Linked DNA regions of Homo sapiens: regions 2, 3 and 4 are each linked to region 1. The links are chromatin contacts, found by Hi-C or POLR2A ChIA-PET in ENCODE. All regions are on one chromosome and are shown on one strand. Each heading gives the region's core, a stretch centred on a gene start or an enhancer-like site at or near the end of the contact. The rest is flanking DNA. Distances are from core to core; before and after follow the strand shown.

Region 1 (3,425 bases), core at 868-3,367:
TGGGTATAAGTAGAGCTACCCCATGGGTTGGCATGCTGCTGAAATGAGATATGCATGTTAAGGGCATGGCTCCGGGCCTGCAAGCGGCACCCACTCAGCAAATGGCAGTTCTCTACACCCTATGATCTCTCCCTCTCTACCGTATCTTCCCTCTACTTACAAACAGGTTCTTTCTCCTACTTTTGAAAAATCCTTTAAAGCTACAGAACATCCCTCCTTCTCTTCATCACCAAACATCATGAAAGACTCGTGTGCTCACTGCCTCCTCTTCCCTCAGTGTCCACATTCCCACCACCACTGTGGTCTAATTTCAGCCCCATCATTCCCCTTCTCCACCCCCATCCTGCCTTGCCTCCTGACTCTAGTCTCTCAAATGCAAACCCTCAGTGTGATCCCCTATGCTTTCCTTATTTTTTCTCCCTATATCTAGTAGGTCACTAGATTTGGTCAATCCTGTCCCAGAAACATCACCTGGCTTTGCATTTCCACCATCTTAAAGTCAGTTCCCACCTCCCACACCGTCTCGGATCAGGACCATCATGACTTGTCTCCCTGCTCGGTCTTGGCCTCTCAGATCCATCTTCACACCCAACTCTGCTTAAAACTCTCAGGGGTCCTTCATCATCTCCAGGACAATGTCTGAACCCCTAAGCATGGCACATGGGGTCCCGCCTGTGGCCTCACACTTACCCTGCTGGGGTCCATGCACACATGAGTGCAACGCATGACTTCCACACCAGGCCCCGATCCCCTGCCACCCTCCCTCTAGCTAGACCTCCCTTGCCCTTTCACTTTGGATTACACTCCCTGTCCTCCCATAAGACCCAAATCAAGTATCGTTGCCTTGGTAAAGGCTTTCCCAACCGCCTGCTCAGGGGCCCACAGCACTTTGCTGACACTGTAACTTACCTTCGGGAATGTAGCCTCCTCCACTGCAGTAGGCTGCAGATGGTGGGGATCTTAACCAGGGTGACGGCCTCAGCACTTGGCATGGAGTCAGGCTCATAACAGGTGACCAAATACCACATGCTGTGCAATTAATAAAATGAAGGAAGATGCCGGACGCAGTGGCTCAAGCCTGTAATCCTAGCACTTTTGGAGGCTGAGGTGGGTGAATCACTTGAGGCCAGGAGTTCAAGACCAGCCTGTCCAAAATGGTGAAACCCTGTCTTTACTAAAAATATTTAAAAAATTATCCAGGTGTGGTGGTGCATGCTTGTGATCCCAGCTACTCAGGAGGCTGAGACAGAAAAATCGCTTGAACCCAGGAGGCAGAGGTTGCAGTGAGCCGGGATCGCTCCTCTACACTCCAGCCTAAGTGACAGAGTGAGTGAGACTCTGTCTCAAAAAAAAAAAAAAAAAAGAAAGAAAGAAAGAAAGAAAGAAAGAAAGAAATGGGCCAGGCATGGTGGCTCACTCCTGTAATCCTAGCACTTTGGGAGGACAAGGCAGGCAAATTGCCTGGGCTCAGGAGTTTGAGACCAGCCTGGTCAACACAGTGAAACCCCGTCTCTACTAAAATGCAAAAAAAAAAAAAAAAAAGATTAGCCAGGCATGGTGGCATGCACCTGTATTCCCAGCTATTTGGGAGGCTGAGGCAGGAGAACTGCTTGAACCAGAGAAGCGGAGGTTGCAGTGAGCCAAGATTGCGCCAGTGCACTGCACTCCAGCCTGAGTGACAGAGCGAGACTCCATCTCAAAAAAAAAAAGAGGGAAGAAATGCTTTGAGAACCGCTGAACCCAGAGGAGGCCCCATGCCTGTCCCCACAGTGATACTTCACTATAGACATGAGGGCTAGAGAAAGTCCAGAGGCTGCAAAGAAGGTCTAAGTTTGGTTCAGCTAGTGCTTCTCAGCTCACTGAATTGACAGGCTTCATGGAGAGGAAGACTTTGCCCCACATAGAGGTGAGCCACAAGTGTGCACTTATTGCCATGTCTGTTTAGGGCAGGGCCATACGGAGATAAGCATGTCAAAATAAGCCTTGAGAGTCTAGCTAAGCAAGAACTAGGACAGGTTGGAAGAGGGAGGCACAGGACAGAGAAATAGCCCATTCAGCTTTGCAGACACTCCCCTGGTGGGCTGAGCCCTGTGGCCCTAGTGGGTGGAGGTTTCCCAAGACAAATTCCACGAAGGGACTTTGGAAATCCAGAGGCCTGACCTGAAGGCAAACTGGCAAAGCAGTGCATCGCCAAACAGCAGACCTTGTGGTTTACAGCAAAGACCAAAGGGAAGCTTAGGATTTGGAGACCTTCATGGCAAGAGTAATGAAAATAAAATCTGCTCTGCTCAGAGCAGTTCGGAGAGAAACAGGCCCAGCCACATGGAACCAGAACAGATGGGCTGTACAGGAGGGATGTTCATCAGCACTGCTATGGGGGAGGGAACATGCACAGGCTTGCATGTCCCCGTCAGGGATTCTAGGTGACACTATCAACATGTGACAGCTGACACGGAGGTGGCATCAACAGAGGTTAATGGATGACTCAGAGGCATTATTTATTACTGTTATTTTTGCCCTCCCTCACAGTGGTTTATAGAAAGTGCTTTGTCAAGATTTCCAGACCCAGCCATGTACAAATGACATAAGGCAGATTCTCAGGGGAGCCCCTCTCTGACTCAGGGCTGTGAGCTAGCAGGCAGCAGGGAAGCACAAAGCGTTGACTGAGCAGCACCAAATCAAAATGGCAAATGATACTCTGGCCCCTACCACAGCAAGCAGGCAGCCTAAAGCCCAAGGGACTGGAGAGGATGGGTCAGGATGGGTCCTGTACCCATCTGCCGCAAAGGAGCAAGCATTCTTCAAGGTGACCAAACCTGGATTTGTTTAAAAATATCAGCAAGTCAGGTGCCCTAGTAATGGCAGTACATATAAATTACACTTGGAAACATTTGCCAAAGGACTGATCAATCCCATGATTTATTCAGGGTGATCTATATCAGCAAAGATGGTAGAAATTCCAGGCCATTGCACAGAAAGTTTAACATGTGTGGTAGAACTAGGATCTTTCTCTTACTAAAAGGAACGCTCTAACGAGAGTGATACTGCAGCAGTTTTTTCTTTGGATCTATCTATTTACCTACATATCTATTTATTTATCATCTATCTATTGTTGGAGACAGGGTTGGATTGGGCAAGAAGAAAAGGCATTTGCCTGGATGTGCATCAATAGATAATAACAGAAGCTTTCTAGAACCTCAGAATCTTTCCCTTTATTCATGTATTTGCATGTTCTGTTGTTTCTTTCTTTCTGCTGTGTGTGTGTGTGTGTGTGTGTGTGTTTGTGTGTGTGTGTGTGTGACAGAATCTCCCTCTGTCGCCCAGGCTGGAGTGCATTGGTGTGATCTTGGCTGACTGCAACCTCCGCCTTCCAGGTTCAAGCGATTCTCCTGCCTCAGCCTCCTGAATAGCTGAAATTACAGGCG
Region 2 (3,314 bases), core at 679-3,178, 310 kb after region 1:
GAAATAGAAGTTATTAATGGGTACAAAGTTTCAGTTCTGCAAGACAAAAAGAGCTCTAGAGATGGACGGTGGTGATGGTCACACAACATAGGAATATACTTAATGCCACTGAACTCTGCACTTAGATGAATAAACTGGTCAAGTCTATGTTATATATTTATCACAATTTTATAATTTTTTTTGAATTCCTTAACTTAATCATATTGGCAAAAACTTTCCCACGTAGCGTAACATTCACTGTTTTCCGGCGATTGGCACTTGATATCTTTGGGGCCACTATTCAGATGGCTACAGTCACTTAGGAGACTACTGCAGTGGTCCAGAGAAGAAGTGATGGAGGCATGAACTAGACCAGAGGCAGTGGGGATTCTAGAGCTGCCAAGGAGGCACTGCTGGTGGGAGCTGGGAACCGGGCAGGAAGAGTGATGCCTGGCACCCTGGTTTCTGGCTGGGGCAACTTGCAGAAACTCTCAGGAATGCTGAGAGAAGAGCAGATGGAGGGTGGGATCAAAGGGAAGACTGGTGTTGGGGAAGAGGTTGAGATGAGTTTTAGACACATTTGCAGGTGTCGACCAAAAGCTGGGCCACTGAGCAGAGACCTGCCTACATCTTGAGGCCCACACAAAGGTCTTGTCCCAAATAGGGGAGCCATGGCAGAGCAGGGATGCTATGGAGGGAGGAGGCAGCCACAGGCAGGGCTTGGGGATAGTCTGGAAAACAGAGAATGAGAGGAGTCAGGGCAAAGAGGCGAGGTCTGTGGAGGTGCCGCAGGAAGGCGTTGGGCGCTGGCTGCAACTGAGAGCTGGGAGCTCAGGAAGGCTCAGGTGGCTGGACCCGGCCAGGGGGCAGACGCGGAATAACAATGGCCTTCCGTGAGGGCAAGGCCATCTGTAGCAAAATGTCCACCCTCCATGCCAAGCCTCCCACCCAAACATCCCTTCTGATTTCCCATGCTATGAGGGCCTGAGCACCGGAGCCCTTGGAGAGAAGATCCATCGGAGGCGGAAAGGTGGGGGGACCCACGTGGCTCAGGTTAAACTTACACCTGGCTTTGCATGGAGAAGTCTTGGCAAACTTCTGAACAACAAATCAAGTTACAGATGGCTGAAACAAACGGTAGTTTCCCAGGAGCCGCTGAGACCATCAGCAGGAGGCCTGTAGACTTTCATCCAAGTCAGACTCAACCATATCTTTCTTTTTCCAATTTTTTAAAAATTGTAGTAAGTAAAATACACATAACAGAAAATTTACCATCTTAACCTTTTTTTTTTGAGACAGCGTCTCACTCTGTCACCCAGGCTGGAGTTCAGTGGTGCGATCTCAGCTCACTGCAAACTCCGTCTCTGGGTTTCAAGTGATTCTCCTGCCTCAGCCTCCCGAGTAGCTGGGATTACAGGTGCCCGCCACCATGCCTGGCTAATTTTTGTATTTTTAGTAGAGACAGGGTTTCACCATGTTAGCCAGACTGGTCTCAAAACTCCTGACCTCAAGTGATCAGCCCGCCTCCGCCACCCAAAGTGCTGGGATTACACGTGTCAGCCACCGTGCCTGGCCTCCATCGTAACCATTTTTAAGCACGTTGTTCAGTGGTGTGACATGCATTCCCACTGCTATACAGCCATCGCCGCTAACCATCTCCAGGCACTTTCATCTTGTAAAATTGAAACTCTGCACCCATTCAACAATAACTCCCCACGTCCCATTCCCCTCAACTATATCTTTTTAAAGTGCTTTTCCCAGTGAAGTTTCTAACATTGCTAAAGAACATAAAATATAAAAACATGGCCATGCAGCAGGGGCTTTTTACCCTGCAGAATGCCCACTAAACCGTTTCTGTATGTTTAATTTTTTTAACCAAGGAAGTAGGGGATGCCCAAGATTTGGTCCCCAAACCAGAAAGACTGTGGGTTCCTTGCATCAAGCCGGGGCTTTTAGTCAACTCTCCCATGGGGACTCTGTTGGCCCGCTCCACCTCGGGTGTTCCCCCGCCCCTGCCTTTTCCTCTCTCACCTCCCCCATCCACCCCTCTCAGCCTTGCAGTCGACCTGCCTCTCCTCTGGTTGCTCCGTTTGTAGGGAGGGTCTGCTTGAAGGGAGTTCCCATTCTCTCTCACCCAGAGTCAAGGCTCTTGACTCTATTGTACCTAAAAAGCTCCTGAGGAATTTGACAAGGCCCCACCCTCAGAGATATGGGGTGAAGCCCAGGAATCTGTATTTTTAACAAGCATCCCAGGTGATCCTGATACTTGCACACACCCCCACACACACCCACGCCGACTACCCACACACTTCCATGGCCCAGAAGTCTGCAGGACCCACAGCAGGTATTCGGGACTATTTGTTCAATCCACACCTGAGTCGTTGCACGATTATGCTCAAGTCCCTCGGAACACCTCGCCTGCCATCTGACAGCTTCCCATCCAGAAACCACACAGTACAGTAAAAAACAGAAAAAAGAAAGCCGTTAGACCCCAGTGAATGTTATTTTTAATGAAAGTGGTGCATTTTGACTCACAATGTTGAAACCAGATTATAAATGAGTCATCAGTGAATCGACCACAAAGAGCCTTTGCGGAGGTGATTTACAGGAGAGCTCTGATGTCTGCTGTCCCCTGCACACGCTTCACAGAGATGCTGTCAGACGCAGAGCTGGTCTGGGGCATCTGTTGCCGCGTCAGCTCAAAAGGATGCTGTGTTGTCACCAATGGGATTCCCCAGCCCAGGCGGTGTTGCGGTCCCACCCACACAAGGAAGGCGGCCATCACTGAATAATGCTTGTGGTTACATCATCATTGCTGGTTTCCAGGTAGTGACTAGCAGATACTGGAGAGAGACAGGCCATCTGCTCTTCCTGTGCGCCTCAGCTCCTCCCTCATACCCACATCCTCTCGCCTGGTCTTCTAGAAGCAGCCCCTATGCAGACAGACCAGCAGGACTGAAAGCTGGACAGACTCGAGCCGGAGAGCCAGGTGGAACAACCTGGCCAGAAAGAGTCTGGCCGCAAAGAGTCTGGCCACAGCCCCACTTTCCTCATCTCTAAAATGTCCACATGGCTGCCTGCCCTGCCCGGCTCAAGGGAATGTTGCAAGGCTCTCATGGAAACCATGCTTGTGAGGGTTTTGAGGACTATCATAGCCCGTCCCAAGGTCAGAGGACAGTAGAAAACAAAAAACTTGCTTTCAGAGGGTGCTTTCACCAGTCAGCAGCCTCTGCCCCGGGCAAAGCCAGACAACTAAAACGGAATGAATCCGCAGAGTAGGGTGGGGATGAAATTCTCCACCTCCAACCCAGAAAGGAAACGCCAATGCTCATGTT
Region 3 (2,935 bases), core at 436-2,935, 260 kb after region 1:
AGCAACTGGAACTGAGTGTTGGCTCCAAACTTCCACGGCATGATATGCTTGGCCACCCAATTGTGATCAGGGCCATTGTTGTTCCCCTGGGGGCAGGGGGCAGAGGGCAGGCCGCCGCTCGGAGTAAAAAGGGAAGACAGACAGGCAGTCCAAACACCACCAAATGACAGAGATGCAGACCAAGACAAAAGGAAAAAACAACAGAAGGGATTTTTGTCCTTGAGACGTGCTATGCAAATTCTTTTCAATTAGTTTCCTATTAATGATTCCATCTTGAACATTTAGAGCTGCTCAACCCAGGCAGCATCTACGTTTTGAAGTAGTAAGTTCTCCATTCCTAGCAGAGTCGGAGGAGAAGCTCAGCTGTTATCCACCAGAAATTCTATTAAAAGGATGAAAGGTTGAACTAGATGACTTCTCATTCTGAAGACTGTAATTCAGCAGAACTGACTAATCCCTGGCAAATGATACCCTTTCTGAGTATGCATGTGTCACTGAAAGTCACTCAGACAAACCAGACTATTTGTAAATAGGTCTGATTATCTGCAAATTAGTTGATTGAAGGTTCCCGGGTATCAAGCAGGGCTTATTTTAAGAAATTAAGTTAATTTAGATAATAGCTGTGTTGAAAAGCAACAAGTTCAAAAACAATTAAAAAGAATGCAGCTTCCCTTTTATTTTTTTCAACTCTATATTTTCTTTTCAAATTGCTTCTAATAGACCATCTGTTAAGAAAGCCTCTTTTGACCGGGTGCAATGGCTCACACCTGTAATCCCAGCACTTTGGGAGGCCGAGGCAGGTGGATCACCTGAGGTCATGAGTTCAAGATAGCCTGAGCAACATGGTGAAACCCCGTTTCTACTAAAAACACAGAAATTAGCTGGGCGTCGTGGCACGCGCCTATAAACCCAGCTACTCTGGAGGCTGAGGCACAAGAATTGCTTGAACCCGGGAGGCAGAGGTTGCAGTGAGCTGAGATAGCACCATTACACTCCAGCCTGAGAGACAGAGCAAGACTCCATCTCAAAAATAAAAAAAAGAAAGGCTCTTTCGTAAATTACTTAAATATGCTTAGAAGTCATTATTACTTTTTAAGTCAATAGAAGTCTTTTTAGTTTATCTAATAGCATATTAATTCCTATGCTTTATGTGTTTGTACCCACACAACACCCAGCCCTGCACCTAACACATAACAGGTGCTCAATAGATGTTCATTGAATAAATTGGTTGCAAAAACCGAGTGTATACATTGAACATTTCTGCATATTGGTGATAATAATAGTATTTTGAACACTTGTTCTATGCCAGTGACTGGGTCAAATAAACACTCAACCTCATAGTAATATCTGCGAAGTGATTGCTACATTAGCCCCATTTTACAGATGATGCAACTGAGGCTGGTGAGAGGCAGAGCCAGGATTCAAGGCCAGGCCTGTCCAACTCCCGAGCCGAAGCTCTCAGCGAGGGTATCAAACTGAATCTGAATCCTCTTAGTTTATCTATTTTAAAGTGCTGCATGTGGTATGTTCAGGAGACGAAAACTCTCTGATGAGGCACGTGTGGATGGGATGGCAGGGCTGAGAAGGCCGGCTCCCCCACGGGGTGTGCACAACCTACCTCCCCAGCTGTTTCTGCTACCGGCTGGGGCCTTCAACTCCACCGCCTCCCCTCCCCCAGGCCCTAAATCACTCTCAGGCCTTTTGTTCTTCCCCACAGCTGCTCAGCAAATTCCTTGATTTGAAATTACGATCACAGGTTGGAGTGCTACTTAAAATAATTTTGCCAAATGTTCCATCTCTCTGTGTTGATGAATATAATGGATGACAATTTAAAGAGCAAAAAAAAAGTAAGTATTCACTTTGTTGAAGACAAAAAAAAAAAAATCATAAGCTGCATGCATAGCATTAGTTTGGCTCTGAAAGATTCATTCCCCCAGGAAGCTAGCCAAATGCTGGACTTTTGTGAACCGCAGCATGGCCGGGAGAGCAGGCTGCTGGCAGGTATGGCCTGCAATAGAGGGAGAGAGCAAAGGTCAGGGCATGTGTTGGGTTTGTTTAAGCATGAGTCAGAGGAGTGGGGGTAGACCTGGGGATCCAATTTCCAATTTCCTGTGCAAGTCACTGAGCCACACTTCTCCCCTTCCCCAAAAGCTTTTTATGCGTACCGCTCTGCAGAACAAAGGGAGATATGGTAGGGGGACACATAAATAACAGGGACAGGCCGGTCTTCTTGAAGGTGGAGCCTCTCTTGAATTTGGAAAATGCAAGCTCTGAGGGAAGCGGGGATGAAAGCAGACCACACGCATCTAGCACTTTGGCCAACTGAGGCTTCCTGGGCTTGGAGGTCCTCACCCGGGGCTCTTAGCGCAGCCTGAGCCCAGTGTGAAGCCATGGGCCAGCCCTTCCTGCAGGCGGGCCCTGTGGCCAGGCTCAGCTCAGGCGAGGGGTGGCTGGGCCATGAGGAATCAGAACAAAGCTTCTTCCTTCACACCCGGTCCTGCTCAGCAGGTGGACTCCACGTTAGACATTTCCCCCACGTCCTAAGGCTTCTTCCAGGCTTGAGCCCTGAAAAGCAGGTGGGGAGAGATGAGCAAATGCTGAGCAAAAAAGAGGTGGTGGTGACGCCTCTCTAAAGTTTTCCATACCAAAAAAGCCCTGGTACAAGGCAGGCACTGCTGGCAGCCCGGCCCCACAAGCTTACTTCCAGTGCAGGAATCCAATGGGAACATGTGCCCCCAGGGCCACCCGAAACGCAAACTGCTCTCTGAAAACCAGGTCAGCCTCTCTGTAGGAGTCTTGCCATGCAGAAAACACCAGGCCCTCTGGAAACGCCCCCTGTTCACTGAGGGTCTCTGGCTGGCCGGCACTATGCCCAGCAAGGCCACCTCCCGTAAGTGACACGCCAGGGTCTTGCTGAATCACAATAAGCTGGGAG
Region 4 (3,369 bases), core at 555-3,054, 350 kb after region 1:
GACTTCCGTCCTCCAGGACTGTGAAAGAATAAATTTCTGTGTTAAGCATCGTAATTTGTCGTAATTTGTTAGAGAACCACAGGGAACTAATGTACAGGATGACTACTGCCTGCTTTTTAAATTATTTTATTTATTTATTTATTTATTTATGAGACAGAGTTTCACTCTTGTTGCCCATGCTGGAGTGCAATGGCACAATCTCGGCTCACTGCAACCTCTGCCTCCTGGGTTCAGGCAATTCTCCTGCCTCAGCCTCCTGGGTTCGAGCAATTCTCCTGCCTCAGCCTCCCAAGTAGTTGGGATTACAGGCATGTGCCACCACACCCAGCTAATATTGTATTTTAGTAGAGATGGAGTTTCACCATGTTGATCACGCTGGTCTCGAAATCCTGACCTTAGGTGATCCACAAGCCTCAGCCTCCCAAAGTGCTGGGATTTTGGGCATGAGCCACCACACCTGGTCCTGCCTGGTTTTTTTAAATAAATTTTTGTGTGTGTGGACTGGGCACAGTGGCTCAAGGCTGTAATCTCAGCACTTTGGGAGGCAGAGGCAGGCTGATCACTTGAGGTCAGGAGTTCAAGACCAGCCTGGCCAACATGGCAAAACCCCATCTCCACTAAAAGTACAAAAATTAGCTGGGCATGGTGGCGTATGCCTGTAATCCCAGCTACTCAGGAGGCTGAGGTAAGAGGATTGCTTGAACCCAGGAGGTGGAGGTTGCAGTGAGCTGAGATCGCACCGCTGTACTCCAGCCTGGGCAACAGAGTGAGACTCCGTCTCAAAAATAATAATATTTATTTTTGTAATGACATGGGGTCTCACTATGTTGCTGATCTTGAACTCTCGGCCTCAAGTGATCCTCCCTCCTCAGCTTCCCGAAGTGCTGGGTTTACAGGAGTGAGCCACCATGTCTGGCCCTGCCTGCTTTGATGCCAGAACCAGGAGCATGCAGTGGGTTGGGGTTGGCCTCCCTCCCAGAGCTTGCGGGGGCAAGCCACACAAGAGGGTCAGAACCAGCTGAAGCCACACAGAGAGGTAACCAGCATGAGGTCTGCTAGGGGCCTGACCTATAAGACCACCTGGAGGGGCAGAAACCCTAGCAGCAAAAAGCTCGAGGTAAACCCAAGGGACCAAAGCAAAGAGTCTCAAATGATCACCAATAAGAGACTCCAGGAAGTGCAGACCCACATGGGAGCCCCGGCAGGAGAGAGGGCAGCTTTCAACCACAGCCAGACCCAAAGGATGCACAGCAAGCTGCCCATGCACCTACTCGGGTGAGAGCTGTCCTGGGCCCTAAAACCCCTCACCCAGCTCCAACCTTGGGAGAAGGGGCACAAGGAGCCACAGGAAAGGACAGAAGCCAGCCTCATCCCTTTCCCATGCAGACTTCCAGCCCTAAGCAGCCTCAGCTGGAGCAAGAAGAATGGTTTGAAGTTTTGACTAATATCTTGGCCTGGACATTGAAATTCCAAATGGAGACTGGTTTTTTTTGTTTGTTTTGTTTTGTTTTGTTTTGTTTCCATTTAAAGCAACCATCAGACAGACTATTTCCTAAGAGGAGCAGAAAAGTCCAAGCCTGCCAGGGTCTGGGAACATGAATCCGGCTGAATAAACTTCAGAGGGGCAGCACAGGACAAAAGCTAAAGTCGCCTTCCAATTGCATTGCAAGCTGTGCTCGTTCCACACACCGGTTGCACACAGGCTGGTGAAAACATCTTCAGTGGAACTGAGAGGAGCCAAGTTCCCGTGAAAGGAAAACATGCAAATCTGTTTTCAGTATCACTTTTAAGCTTCCTGAGTGGAGTCTTTGGCCTGGAATGACTCGCATTGACGTCAGCCCGAGGCAGCCATATCGCAGCAGCTGCCATCCCTTCCTCACCCGCGGCCTCCGGGGCAGAAGACACACTGGTTTTGTTTCATGGGAGATTAAAAACAGTTGCTGCTGTATCCATAATTCACAACCCCTGTGATCACCGGGGCCAGGAATACTGAGCAAAAAGCACAAGGCGTCCACATTAAAACCAAGGGCAGCCGGGCGCAGTGGCTCACCCCTGTAATCCCAGCACTTTGGGAGGCCAAGGCGGGCGGATCGCCTGAAGTCAGGAGTTCAAGACTGGCCTGGTCAACATGACGAAAACCCTGCCTCTACTAAAAATACAAAAAAATTAGCTGGGCGTGGTGGCTCATGTCTTTAGTCCCAGCTACTTGGGAGGCTGAAACACAAGAATCGCTTGAACCCAGGAAGCGGAGGTTGCAGTGAGCCGACATCATGCCATTGCACTCTGGCTTAGGTGACAGAGTGAGACTCTGTCTCCAAAAAAAAAAAAAAAAAAAAAAAAACACCAGGCCTGGTGCGGTGGCTCATGCCTGTAATCCCAGCATTTTGGGAGGCCGAGGCAGGCAGATCACCTGAGATCAGGAGTTCAAGACCAGCTTGGCCAACATGGCAAAACCTATCTCTACTAAAAGTACAAAAATTAGCTGGGCGTGGTGGTGGTGGGTGCCTATAATTCCAGCTACTCAGGAGGCTGAGGCAGGAGAATCGCTTGAACCCAGGAGGCGGAGGTTGCAGTGAGCCAAGATCGCGCCACTACACTCCAGCCTGGGCGACAAGAGCGAGACTCTGTCTGAAAAAAAAAAAAAAACAAGGGGAGACCCATAAAAAAGATGCCAGAGATGGGGATCATGGTCAGCTGGGACCCCGCCCAGGGCACTACACGCTTGCTGGTTCTCCTGAGCCTCAAGGCGATGGGATCTACACCACACATCTGAGGCTCTGATAAACTGCTGGAAACATGGGCTTATGCATGATGCTGCTTTGTTTTACGGCACTCTGTGAGGGAGACAGGGCAGGTACCCCACAGCCCGGAATGGACTCCTCTTGCCTCTGGTCTCCTACCAGAGCAGCAGTCCCCCAGGAGGAGAAAACAAGCTCCTTCCCAGGGCTGCACTGGGGCTGGTGGCAATGGTGGCAGTGTCGATGGTCATGTGGCCTGCCTTGCACTGGTGGCCAGGACCCTGACTCTACTTTGAATCTTCTGGTTCCTTCCAGCATCCAGGACAAGGCCCTGGCAGTAAAGCCCAGCTCCACACGGCTCCTGCAGCATGGAGCTGGTTCTCCTCCAAAAGTCCTGAGAGATGTATCATTTATCAAGCTGGTAGATAATTCTGCCCCTTTCTGTAGTGCCTCTCAGACATATCCCATAGGTAATTGTTGCTTGAAGCCTCTATTAAAATGTGAGGCGACAGAAGCCAGTAGACTGTGTATCCCTTTCCTTCGTTTACTCTCAGGTTAAAATGGTCTTTCTGACTAAGCCAGTGATTGGGGCATAAGGGAAGGAATGTGAGTGTGGGGAAAGGGAGGTGGG

What was found. Hi-C counts contacts between places; a loop is a spot of excess contacts on that map. ChIA-PET counts read pairs that join two places held with the same protein, here RNA polymerase II (POLR2A). Pooled maps may share reads with other maps.
Region 2: a map with no recorded cell type shows a loop between it and region 1 (10-fold over the local background). The contact joins two enhancer-like sites. A Hi-C loop is called at or near these places in 7 of 37 single-sample maps with no recorded cell type and 5 of 50 pooled maps. POLR2A ChIA-PET finds 5 or more read pairs at or near these places in 1 of 52 experiments (activated CD4-positive, alpha-beta T cell).
Region 3: a pooled map shows a loop between it and region 1 (2.4-fold over the local background). The contact joins the promoter of LINC02971 here to the enhancer-like site in region 1. A Hi-C loop is called at or near these places in 2 of 168 maps with a recorded cell type or tissue (Caco-2 and mucosa of descending colon), 6 of 37 single-sample maps with no recorded cell type and 4 of 50 pooled maps. POLR2A ChIA-PET finds 5 or more read pairs at or near these places in 3 of 52 experiments (BJ, HepG2 and Panc1).
Region 4: a pooled map shows a loop between it and region 1 (3-fold over the local background). The contact joins two enhancer-like sites. A Hi-C loop is called at or near these places in 1 of 37 single-sample maps with no recorded cell type and 2 of 50 pooled maps. POLR2A ChIA-PET finds 5 or more read pairs at or near these places in 3 of 52 experiments (OCI-LY7, WTC11 and activated T-cell).

Annotation. Positions count from the first base shown.
Region 1 is chr1:234,697,919-234,701,343 of GRCh38, forward strand. No RefSeq gene overlaps it. Among named protein-coding and RNA genes, the nearest start is that of LINC01132, 24 kb to the right of the region's middle. RefSeq lists enhancers at 2,292-2,541, 2,324-2,618. Within about 2 kb of position 2,118, at least 12 of the 41 ENCODE cell types and tissues checked have a DNase peak (open chromatin) inside an H3K27ac peak, as active enhancers do.
Region 2 is chr1:235,009,328-235,012,641 of GRCh38, forward strand. No RefSeq gene overlaps it. Among named protein-coding and RNA genes, the nearest start is that of LINC03108, 30 kb to the left of the region's middle. RefSeq lists enhancers at 2,387-2,976, 2,575-2,869, 2,820-3,314, 2,987-3,056, 3,267-3,314. Within about 2 kb of position 1,929, at least 26 of the 41 ENCODE cell types and tissues checked have a DNase peak (open chromatin) inside an H3K27ac peak, as active enhancers do.
Region 3 is chr1:234,955,514-234,958,448 of GRCh38, forward strand. LINC02971 (long intergenic non-protein coding RNA 2971) reads left to right here and starts at 1,686. Exons shown (of 2, transcript NR_186179.1): 1 at 1,686-1,847. It overlaps LNCATV (lncRNA negative regulator of antiviral signaling), which reads right to left. Exons shown (of 4, transcript NR_125945.1): 3 at 2,166-2,565; 4 at 1,829-2,008.
Region 4 is chr1:235,046,492-235,049,860 of GRCh38, forward strand. No RefSeq gene overlaps it. Among named protein-coding and RNA genes, the nearest start is that of LINC01348, 22 kb to the right of the region's middle. RefSeq lists enhancers at 888-937, 1,651-1,945. Within about 2 kb of position 1,805, at least 29 of the 41 ENCODE cell types and tissues checked have a DNase peak (open chromatin) inside an H3K27ac peak, as active enhancers do.